Linked DNA regions of Homo sapiens: region 1 is linked to region 2. Evidence: chromatin contacts called from ENCODE Hi-C or POLR2A ChIA-PET data. All regions are on one chromosome and are shown on one strand. The core of a region is the stretch at or near the end of the contact, and the rest is flanking DNA. Distances in the headings are between cores, read along the strand shown. Region 1 overlaps TTBK1 (tau tubulin kinase 1). Region 2 holds the start of DNPH1 (2'-deoxynucleoside 5'-phosphate N-hydrolase 1).

The links. A loop is a pair of places that touch in the nucleus more often than their neighbours do. ChIA-PET counts read pairs that join two places held with the same protein, here RNA polymerase II (POLR2A). Pooled maps may share reads with other maps.
Region 1: a loop to region 2 is called in a map with no recorded cell type, with 3 times the contacts of the local background. The contact joins the enhancer-like site here to the promoter of DNPH1 in region 2. A Hi-C loop is called at or near these places in 2 of 168 maps with a recorded cell type or tissue (Caco-2 and naive thymus-derived CD4-positive, alpha-beta T cell), 2 of 37 single-sample maps with no recorded cell type and 8 of 50 pooled maps. POLR2A ChIA-PET finds 5 or more read pairs at or near these places in 9 of 52 experiments (Caco-2, GM10248, HCT116 and 5 more).

Annotation. Positions count from the first base shown.
Region 1 is chr6:43,266,986-43,272,764 of GRCh38, forward strand. All of the region lies in intron 13 of TTBK1 (tau tubulin kinase 1), which reads left to right. Among named protein-coding and RNA genes, the nearest start is that of TTBK1, 26 kb to the left of the region's middle. RefSeq lists a silencer at 5,096-5,345. Within about 2 kb of position 3,271, at least 8 of the 41 ENCODE cell types and tissues checked have a DNase peak (open chromatin) inside an H3K27ac peak, as active enhancers do.
Region 2 is chr6:43,227,979-43,233,583 of GRCh38, forward strand. It overlaps DNPH1 (2'-deoxynucleoside 5'-phosphate N-hydrolase 1), which reads right to left and starts at 1,503. Exons shown (of 4, transcript NM_006443.3): 1 at 1,283-1,503. The coding sequence starts at 1,478. RefSeq lists silencers at 1,112-1,301, 1,362-1,801 and an enhancer at 1,285-1,784.

The sequences.
Region 1 (5,779 bases), core at 2,021-4,520, 41 kb after region 2:
GCCTGGAGCATGCGTGTGTGTGTGTGTGTGTGTGTGTGTGTGTGTGTGTGTGTGTGTGTGTGTGTGTTCTGTGCATACCCACTGTCTGGGCCATGTCAGCAGGTGTGCCTGTGGCCATGTCAGTGTGCAGGGCAGCCTCTGTGTGTGTCTCTGGATGAACATATGGGGTACAACATGTTTCGCCAAGTACTTCAGGACAGCGGGGTGAAGCAGAGATCTTCCTTCATCAAGGGTAGAGGAGCAGGGAGAAATGGACTGGCCTATTTTTTTCTTCTGTCTTTGGGCTGGCCTGAAGGAAGTGGTGAGCCCAGCCTGGGCCTATGGCAGGACCTCCCAAATCTGGCTGCTTCCTAGAATCACAGTTTTTGGGACTCTCCACCCACAGGCGGAGATTATGCGGCTCAGGGCAGGCAGGAAGTCTCTGCTGAATTCCCTCTTTCCCACCACCTTTTTGGAGGCGCCCTCTCTAGACCTACCTCAATTTTCTCAGTGCCTGATGTGTGAACTTCCTCATAACACCAATCATTTAAACTATGAGCACCTACAACTCTGTCACCTGCACATGTGGGGAACCGGGAGGGAAACAGTGTGAAAGCAGGCACAATTTTAAAGTATCTATTGTTCTTTGGTGATGGTGGGTTTTTTTGTTTTTGTTTTTTTTCTTTTTTCACACCTGGCTTTGTTCTCAAGGAAATTTAAGGTGCAAATTAGGAGTTGCGGGAAAAGCTAGGGCAAGGGTGAAGCAGGCTAGCAAGTGTGTGATCTGGGGGAGGGCTGTTTGCCTGCCTTTACCGGTTGTCTCTGACCGATAGCACAGCAGGTCAGCATGCGCTGAGTACACAGACACTGCCCGGCAGCCACCAAAGCATTTCCCTGCCACGTGCTGGACAGTGTGCTAGGGGCTGGGGGACAAAGATGAATAAAGCTGCCCAGTCCTGCCCTTTTGGAGCTCAAGGTCACAAGCAGTGGGGTGGAGATGCAAAGGTCTAGAAAGATGTTAACAATCCAGGTCCATCAGGGAGATAACAGAGCACTCTTATCTGCTAGAAGCTGGGAGCTTGCAGGGGAGGGAGCTGGAGCGGTCTCACAGAGGTGATATTTCAACTGGTGTTGAAGACAAGTAGGTGGCCACAAGTGGTGCCCAATCTGAAGGGCAAGAGCCCTCTGGGATTCAATGCCATCCTATGAAAATCCTTCTGCCTGGCAGCTGAGCAAACTCTGGCTGGAATGTTAACTCAAGCCACCCACATGTGCTGTGAGAGGGGGCTTTGGGCAATGGTGGTGCCTCTGTCCCTTGGCCTCTCTGGGTGGGCCTTAGACCCCTAACCCTTGGTGCAGATGGGACTAGCTCAGAAGGATCCTAGACTTGGCCAAAAAGAAGCTGAAACGGAAAGCAAGGTGGGAGCAAAGCCAGTCCTATTAGAATGTTCTCCCTCTTCCCTACTCTGCTGGAGGCTCCATGCCAAGTCCCTTGTGCCCCCATGTGACAGCAGCAAGGGATGCTGGGGCTGAGTGTCCCAGGCCCCCTCCTTCCTGGAGGAGCTGGCCCAGGCAGTCCTTGCTGCTGCTGTAAAAGCTATTTCAACTGGCCTCTGTCTCAGGAAGAGAGAGGGTCAGGCTGGGAGAGGTCTGGTAACACCCTGGGCGCCATTTCTACCCCCACATATCTGGGACACTTCCACTTCACTCGGAGGGCATGGGGGCACAGAGCAGGATTCTTCCAGAAGGCGATGAGGCAGCAGTTCTGCCCAGCCCTGTACACAAGCTGCCTGGTGGCTCAGACTTTGAGGGGGCAGGGAAAAAGCCACTTTCAAGAAATGACTTCAGTTTGCCCCTCCTCCTACGAGTCCATCCCTTCCCTCATTTGGAAGAGTGATTTAAAATTAGATACTAAAATAGCTCAGTGAAGAGCACAGCATTTACTCCATGGCGGGTGCTGTTCCAAGTACTGCACATCTTATAACATCGAATCCTCACGACCACCCTTTGAGGTGGGCACCATTATGACCCCCATTTTACAGAGGAGGAAGCTGAGGCTCAGAGAGGTGCAGTAACTTGCTCAAGGTCACTCAGATTTTAAGTGGTGGAGTTGGGATTCAAACACGAGTAATTGGGCTCTAGAGTACCACCTTATGCCGCATGGTCACCCCGATCCCAACACCTCCCTGTGATGGGGCGGGGGTGCCAAGGCGGAGGGTGTACAGGGAAAGTTTCTGAGCCCTAATGAGTAGCACGGAATCTAGCTGGGGAGACATGCCACACACAGCTGTCAACACATGGCAAGGAACTCTCTCAGAGCACACAGCCACGTTCCTGAGAGAAAGGGTTCCCCAGTCCAGAACAACCCTGAGCTAGGTAGGACTAAGCCAGGAAGGCTTCTCGGAGGAGGTGAGTGACCATGGTCTCCTTGCAGAGACCATAGTGTGAGAAGTTCCAGAGAGAAGGAGGAGGGGGAAGGGCGTTGGAGGCCAGAGCCTAGATTCTGAGGCAGGACCTTGGGGCGGGTGGTTTGCACCCTCCTCCACCCTGCCTGACCCCGCCCACTTGCCCGGGACGCCGGCGCCGCAGGGGCTGTGAGCGGTGGGTGGCCCCGGAGACGGAGCTGTCGAGTCTGTGCCTGACACCTCTTTTCCCTCCACTTTCTTGGTCTCTTTCAGTTGGAGGAGGACAGACTCTCGGGGCACTCCCTCCCGCGGTACAGCCCCCTGCGACGACTGGCGTCCTCCGTGTTCTCCTCCTCCACGCTGGAGACGGAGCATTACCCTCACCCCGGCGGCGGCGGCTCCTCGGGCTCCTCCGGTTCCCTCATTCAGCGCAGCCGCTCGGCTGAGAGCAGCCCTGTGCGGGCGCCCCACCGGCGCCACGCGCCCCTCGCTGCTGGCAACCACAGACTCATGCCCTCGGTGCTCCGCATCTCGCGGTCCCAGCTGCAGCAGGTGTGGGCCCGGTTCACCCACAAGACCTAGGCTGGGCCCCCCCCCTCCTGGAGGGGGCAGGTGGGGGGGGGTGGGGAGCAGGCAGAGGACCATGGTTCCTTCCCAGGACGCAATAATCACACACTCACACATCCCATCCCACCCCATCATGCAATACAGCCCCCCTAGAACGTTGGCCCAAGGTACTGTAATACTCCCACCCCAAGCAGAGTCTCCGTCCCACCTCCCCATCAGCTCCCTTTGTAGGTGCCAGCCAAATGGTGCAGGGAGGGGTGGGGCTGGTGGTACAGTTTCCAGGACAGGGCAGGGGCGCTCAGCTGGAGCCACTGATGGGTCCAGAGTCCAGTGGAAAGAGAGGTGTCAGGGAGATGAGGCCTGCAGGGCCAGAGGCACTCTGGTATGGGCTTTGTTCTGTTTAATTTGTGATCTCTTGGCATGGCTGGGTCTGATCCACCCCGAGGGGCTGGCGGGAGGCCAAGACCCTCCTTGCATGGTGTGTGTGTGTGTGTGTGTGTGTGTGTGTGTGTGTGTGTGTGTCCCTGTGTATGGATGGAGGCCAGGACAGCCAGGTTTGGAATGTGGTGGGGAGTGTTTCAATGCTCAGTGATCGGGGGAGGAGCCCTGTGACCTAGCGAGACTTTCTCAGGCCATCATCATTGAGGACAGAGTTCTCTCCTCACACATCTTACCCCAGGAAGGCTCAGTCCATGGTAGGCTGCCCCTCCCCCAAGACACCTGTGCCATCACTCCCTGGTAGGATTGGGTGTCTGTCCTCGGCTCCTCAGGAACTGAGGATGGATGAGAGGGGCCTGGGATCCACCTCCCAAGGCAGGCTGGAACTGAGCAACGAGGAGACCCAGCTTAGAAGCAGTGGCAGCTAAGGTGGTTGTTAAGGATGACGTGAGAAACCATGTGCTTGTCAGCAAAACCAGTGTCTCAGGACAAATCCCAGGCGGGAGCAGCCCCACCTCTGCCCTTCTCAGAAGGTGACTCCTTCCTGTAGGTGCTCGGTCAGCCCCAAGGGCGGTGGTGAAGACACAGCAGAAGAGAGGCAGGTTGGATAGGGATCTGGACACTTGGGAGTGGGGAAGTGTCAGGATGCCAGCTTGCGCCTGCCTCTTCTGCCCATTTCTCAGCCCCCAACCTTCACTGCAGGGAGCCCAAGTTTCCCTTTATTCATCCTGCCCATGTCAGCCAGCACCTCTGTTCCCCTGGGGAATGCGGTAGTAGTGAAGTGGGTACTAGAAAGGGCCGTGCCTGTATGGGGAGGGGAGGAGGCCCAAAGATTTGCAAAATGTTTATTTCAGTGAGACTGTGTCTGTATGTTTGCTTGTGTGCATGCGCGTACACTTGTGCATAAGAGTGTGCTTACGAATGAGCGTTTGTGCATGTGGAAGGGCTGCCATGGATGAATGCTCAGGCTGTGCACTGTGTAATTCCAGGAAGTGCCATTTACATAGACCTCAATGTGACTGGCACGTGCGCAAGTTGCACAGTGCTGTATGAGTGTGTGTATGCACATGTGTGTTAGGGAGCCAGAAAGATGTCTATGCAGTCATTGGTAGTTTCCTATGTAGCTACTCTCATCCCAGCTTCACTCTTCTACCCCTCTCTCCCTGTAACCTCTGCTTGGCCCATCAATTCCCCAGATGTCTCTGGTTAGAGTAGAGGCCTCAGGGCCCTGGCCCCTGCCTGGGGGTGCCATAAGTGTGGTGGGCAGTGCCCTGGAGCCAAACTGTCCACACAGAGGGCCACCATTGTGGTATGGCTCATCCACACCATTCACATAAGCCACTCCATAGTCACACACTCCTTTCCCCAAAATCTTTCTTTGTAAGTCTATTTATTTATTTATTTATTTATTTATTTATTTTTGAGGATGTCTGGGCCAAGAGCACCTTCTCCATCTGGCAACAAAAGCCAGATTTGGGTTCTAATACTTGTGCCCCACCCCCACCCCCATCTCAGCTGCTCACTTTTGAATCTCCCCAAACCCAAGCCTCTGTTGCCCTCTGGGCTGTTTTGGATGGCTTTGCACCCTGCTCAGGCAGTAGGCAGGAGAGGGTCAAGGTGGACCCTTTGAGAAGGGACAGAAAACAAAAAGCACAAAGGTGAGGGGGTGAGGCTGAACAGTGGCCCCACTCCCCTCCTGCTGGCACTGCCTCCCCCAGCCACCTCCTCTTGCCCTCTTCCCATCCACCCCAGGTAGTGGCAGGAGGTGAAGTGAAGGGAACCTGCCCACCATCTGCTCCATAAGTCAGCAGCAGTGTGGGCAAGGGCCCCCCCACCCAATCTGGGGTTGGATGAAACCAAGCACTCTGTGATCCAGCATTCCCTTCTAGAGGGTTCCACTACTCAACCCTGAGCACAGCTCCATCTCAGTGACCAGAACCCTGAGGTACTCTAAGATCCCAAAGTGCCTTGTGAAATATTGAAGATGATGGCACTGGCTTCAGCCTCATTTCAGCATTACATACATATTACTGTTTCCAACGCCTTTGGAAGTGGGAGATCCAGCATTGAGAAGGCGGCTGAGTTTTCAAACACACACCCCCCACCTCAGAACTGACACCTGTGGGAGAGGGTGTGTCCTTTAAAGCAAGGCCATGGTTCAAAGCATGTTGTCCTTTAGGGGGACATCCTTTTGTATATCCTCCATGGTGGAGGGGAGAGTGTTTTGTAAGCCATAAAGCTCTGAGCTAACAGGTGATCTTAATAATATTATCTTTTCGGGGTGGCTTTGACTCTTGGAGATTGTTAAGGTCATCTAAGCCACTTGTGTTGGATTAAGTTCATGTGAAGCTCGGCAGAGCTTCACATGGTTTGGGTCGAGTTGCTGGTCT
Region 2 (5,605 bases), core at 253-2,752:
ACTTGGGAGGCTGAGGTGGGAGGATTGCTCAAGCCCGGGAGGCAGAGGTTAGCAGTGAGCTGAGATTTTGCCACTGCACTCCAGCATGGGTAATAGAACAAGACTGTTTCCAAATAAATAACTAAATAAATAGAAAGAGAAAGAAAAACCCAGCAGCCAGGAGCAGAACACAATAATGGCCTGAAAGAGAATATGAGGCCAGCATGGGGGCTCACATCTATAGTCCCAGCACTTCGGGAGGCCTGAGGCGGGAGGATCACTTGAGGCTAGGAGGTCGGGACCAGACTGGGCAACATAGTGAGACTCCCAATCTCTACAGAAAAATTTTGAGCCAGGCATGGTGTCGTGCCCCTGCAGTCCTTGCTAATAGGAGGCTGAGGCTGGAGGATCATGAGTTTAGGAAGCCGAGGCTGCAGTGAGCTATGATCGCACCACTGCACTCCAGCCTGGGCGACAGAGAGGCCCTTGTATCAACAAAACAAAAATGTGAGAGAGGGTAATAGTGAGAACTGGGGTCAGCCAGGTCTAAAAGAGTGCTGATGTCTTCACAGAAAAAGGGGAGGCAGGCCCTGGGCGGTGGCTCCTGTCTGTAATCCCAGCACTTTGGGAGGCCGAGGCGGGCAGATCACCTGAGGTCAGGAGTTCGAAACCAGCCTGACCAATATGGTGAAACACCGTCTCTACTAAAAATACAAAAAGTAGCCGGGTGTGGTGACGCGTGCCTGTAGTCCCAGCTACTCGGGAGGCTGAGGCAAGAGAATCACTTGAACCCGGGAGGTCGAGGTTGCAGTGAGCCGAGATCACGCAACTGCACTCCAGCCTGGGCGACAGAGTGAGATTCCGTTTCAAAAACAAAACAAAACAAAACAAAAAAAGTTGGTGGGGAGGCAGGAGGATACCTTTCGTGTTGGGTGGTGGAAAAGATTCCAGCGGGTGAGGTGGGAACTGAGCCCAAGCAAAGCAGCCCAATCTACCTTCTTTCTGTTGCACCCTACAAACGCTCTGAAAGCAGCTGAAGACAGAGTTCTCCAAGAAGGAACCAAAGGTCAAGATAATGCTGAGTCTGCCTTACACCCGCAGGCTTGCTGGGACCCACGCAGCCCGAGCCCCGGCCCGTTTCCTTCTCGGGCTGGGGCGCTGGATGGAGCACCGGGGTAGGAGGGCGGGCTCCGGGCGCCGGGAGCGCAGCTGCCGGGGGTCGGGGGGGCGGACAGGCCGGGTCCCTGCCACCCCAGCCAGGTCCGCGCCCGCGTCCCCGCGTCCCGCGGCCCCAGGGCCTCACCGCGCGCGCCCAGCTCGGCGGCCGCCACGTGCTCGGTGAGCACTGTCCCGAATCGCCGCAGCCGAGACACGATCCGCTCGTACAGCGTCCTGTCCTCGCGTCCGCCGCGAATGCTCCCGCAGAAGTACAGGGCCGGGCGGCCAGGCTCCCCGCGCTCCCAGCTCTCGCTGCGCCCCGGCACCATGGCAGCAGCCATTCCCCAGCCGCCCGCGCTCTCCGGCGCCAGGGGGCGCCAGCCCGCGGCCACGTGACCCCGCCCGGCCCAGCGCAGAGCCCGGCTGCTGAGTCCACACCTGTGGAATGGGGACGACGAACTGGGAGGATCCAGCCGGGACCCTTTCGGGAACACACCCTTCCTGGACTTGACGTTCGGATGCCTAACACGCACCTTAACTTGACCTTGTCCAGGCAGAACTCGAGGGCTTCCCCACCTCACCCGCTTCTGCTCCCCTCCTCCCCGCCGTCTTCCCCAGCTGCATCCTCCCAGCTGCTCAGGCCCAAGACCCTCGGAGTCATCTGGATCGTTCCCTTTCTCTCAAACTCTGCGTCCCATCCATTGACAACTCGTGTGGATTCGTCCTTCCAAATCTGAAATCTCACGACCGCCTACAGGGCCACCACCCTGGTCTAAGCCTCCTCTGGGCTCTCCACAGCCTCCTAACAGGTGTCCACATGTCGTGAGCTGCTCAAGGTCAGACAGAACCAGGTCCACCCACCTTTGTGTCTGTCCACAAGATCAGGTTTTTACTGATGCTATTTCAATCACAAAAGCTAGGCGTCACACGGAGTTCCCAAGAAGTCAGTTCTCCTTAGGACCACCTGTTCACTCGGTAGTCAGAGCCGCGGGCATGCAAGCTGGAGCCACTCCACAAGTCAGACTGTATTGCAAACCATCCATAGTATTATATGTAAGGATATAAATGTTACAGGTTAAAATTTCACATCAAACACAAGAACATTTAACATCAAGAGAAAAGGGGTTAACGAACCAGTCCAAGGAGAGTGCTGTGGACAGAGTCCCGGCCTGATGGGGATAGTCATCAAGAGCTTGCAAGGAAGAGTCCTTGATTTGGGCAGAGCCTTCAGAGGCAGACACCAGGTGCTGGGCACGAGTGATAGCAAGACTCGGTCTGTTAAGGTGGCCGTGTCTAGCTGCTGAAGTCCTGATCATTTTATGGTCCTTGAGTCCTCTGATGAGGACTTATAGTAAAGGGTGATGCCCTTATCTGGTTGGGTGTTGTCTCCATTGGTTAGGCGAACATCTGGACCCTGTTGGCTTGATGCCTTTTGAAATGTAAGATGAAGTTTTTTAAAACTTTATTTATTTATTTATTTATTATTTTTGGTGACAAGGTCCCTGTCGCCCACACTGGAGTGCAGAGGCACGATCATTGCTCACTGCAGCCTCAAACTCGTGCCTCAAGTTTGAGGGTTCAAGGAATCCTCCCACCTCAGCTTCCTGAGTAGCTAGGACTACAGGCACGTGCCACCATGCTGAGCTAATAAAAAAAAAATTGGCTGGGCTCGGTGGCTCATGTCTGTAATCCCAGCACTTTGGGAGGCCGAGGTGGGCAGATCACGAGGTCAGGAGATCGAGACCATCCTGGCTAACGCGGTGAAACCCCGTCTCTACTAAAAATACAAAAAGTTAGCCAGGCGTGGTGGCACACTCCTGTAGTCCCAGCTACTCCAGAGGCTGAGGCTGGAGAATCGCTTGAACCCGGGAGGCAGAGGTTGCAGTGAGCCAAGATCACGCCACTGCACTCCAGCCTAGGCAACAGAGTGAAACTCCATCTCAAAAAAAAAAAAATTGTAGAGACGAGGTCTCACTATGTTTCCACGGCTGGTCTCAAAACTCCTAGACCCAAGCAATCCCCCTACCTCAGCCTCCCAAAGCGCTGGGATTACAGGCATAAGCGAATGTGCCCAGTGATGGAGTCTTTCTAAGATGGAATTACTTATGTCAAGGGTTCTCTATACACCTCCCCTGGCCCTTCCCTGCTACAGTTTGCTCTCCACTCAGCAGCTTGAGTGATCTAGGTCATGACCCTCCTCTGCTCAAAACCCTCCAGTGGTTCCCATCTCACTTGGGGTAAAAACTGAAAACCTCACAGTAGCTCACAAGGCTCCAGATGATCCTGTCACCCTCTTACTTCCCTAACTCCAGCTTCTATTACTTTCATTCACTTCTCTGCCACCTCACTGGCTTCCTGGCTGTTCCTTAAGCATGTCAGCCATGCCCTTGCCTCAGAGTCTTTGCATTTGCTGTTCCCTCTGCCCGGAACACTGTTCTCCCAGGTAGCTTCCTGGCTCACTCCTCATTTCCTTCAAGTCTTTGTTCACACTTCACCTTCCCTGATCACCCTATTCAATATGGCAGCCCTCCATCCCCCAGTACTCTCTATCACCCTTCCCTACCTTGCCTTTTCTCCTTCTCATACACCATATAACTTATTAATTTTGTTGCATGTTTTTCTATACCTAGTAGAAGGTCGTTCACTGCTGTATTCCTGCTTTCTTTCTTTTCTTTCTTTCCTTCTTTCTCTTTCTTTCTTCTTTCTTTCTTTTTCTTTCTTTCCTTCCTTCCTCCCTCCCGTCCTTCCTTTCCTTCCTTCCTTCCTCCTTCTTTCTTCTTTCTTTCTTTCTTTTTCTTTCTTTCTCCTTCTTTCTTCCTTCTTTCCCCTTCCTTCCTTCCTCTCTCTCTCTTCTTTCTTTCCCTTCCTCCCTCCCTTCCTTCCTCCCTTTCTTTCTTTCTCTTTTTTTCTCTTTCTTTCTTTTCTTTCTTAAGAGATGGTGTCTTGCTCTGTCACCCAGGCTGGAGTGCAGTGTCATGGTCACAGCTCACTGCAGCCTCAAACTCTTAGGATCAAGCAATCCTCCCTCATCATCCTCCTGAATAGCTGGGACTACAGGCGAGTGCCACCATGCCTGGCTAATTTTTTATAGAAATGGGGTCTCACTATGTTGCCCAGGCTTATCTTAAACTCCTGGGCTCAAGCAATCCTCCCACCTCAGCCTCCCAAAGTACTGGGATTACAGGTGTGAGCCACTGTGCCTAGCCTATCCCTGGTTTCTAGAACTATGCCTGGCACATAAGAAACATTTATTAAATATTTGTTGAATGAATGAGTGGTTTAAATGAGAGGATGTATTTCACAGCACTTCACAGTCTGCTCAGCCCTGTAGTAAGTAGGCTGATAGAGGCGGTATCTTCAGGGAGACAGGCAAGCACTCATTGTTCACCAATACTGATTTCATCCTCATTTTATTATGACAATCACAAATATATGACAAAACCTTCAAATGGAACAAGAGAGTATGCAGTGGAAAGAAAGTCCTGAGACCCCAGCCCCACTCCCCAGAGGAAAGCTCCATCAGTGTTTTCTTCCGTATTCTTCCTGAAAGATAAAATACTGAAGTATGCGAGTGCAGAGAAGATGCAACAATATGTATATTTTTAATGCTAAGATACAAAAGGGAGATAGAGATTTCAGAGTATTTCTGCCCACTGCTCTGCTGGGCCCAGCTAGGTATACACGGACCATGGGGCAAACATGAAGACACAGCTGCACACCTGTCCCTCCACCTCCGGGTGCCCTCTCTCACACACACACAAACATGCATACACAGATTAGGAAGGAGGCCTCATGTGCCAGCAGACTTGACAGGCAATCTCCCCAACACTCCTTATCCTCGCTCACACCTTCCCTCCATTCCCCCCCAAAGACAAGGAACACACATTCACAGACACACACACACACACCATCTTGTTCCTCAGTATCTTTTTATTTATTTATTTATTTTTTTGAGAGAGGGTTTCCCTCTTGTTGCCCAGGCTGGAGTACAATGGTGAGATCTCGGCTCACAGCAACCTCCGCCTCCTGGGTTCAAGCAATTCTCCTGCCTCAGCTGCCCGAGTAGCTGGGATTACGGGGCATGTGTCATCACGCCCGGCTTATTTTGTATTTTTAGTAGAGATGGGGTTTCACCATGTTGATCAGGCTGGTCTTGAACTCCCGACCTCCGGTGATCTGCCAGCCTCGGCCTCCTAAAGTGGCCTCTGTATCTTATAAGTAAATAAATCAATACATAAACCAGCCAGCCCCCATCTCTTTGGGGGCCACACCTCTGCTCTGGCTGGGATCTCCTTTCTACCTCAGGCTGAAGGGATATTTTGAATAGAAGAGTAAAAGTGTAGAAGGGACATTTTGTGTTTCTCCAGTTGGGAAACAAGGCATTGAGACTGGTTCTAATCCACTGTCAGTTGGGTGAGGACTCAGAGCAAGCCATGACTTGCAGCTCAGACCTTCTGGCTCAATGCAG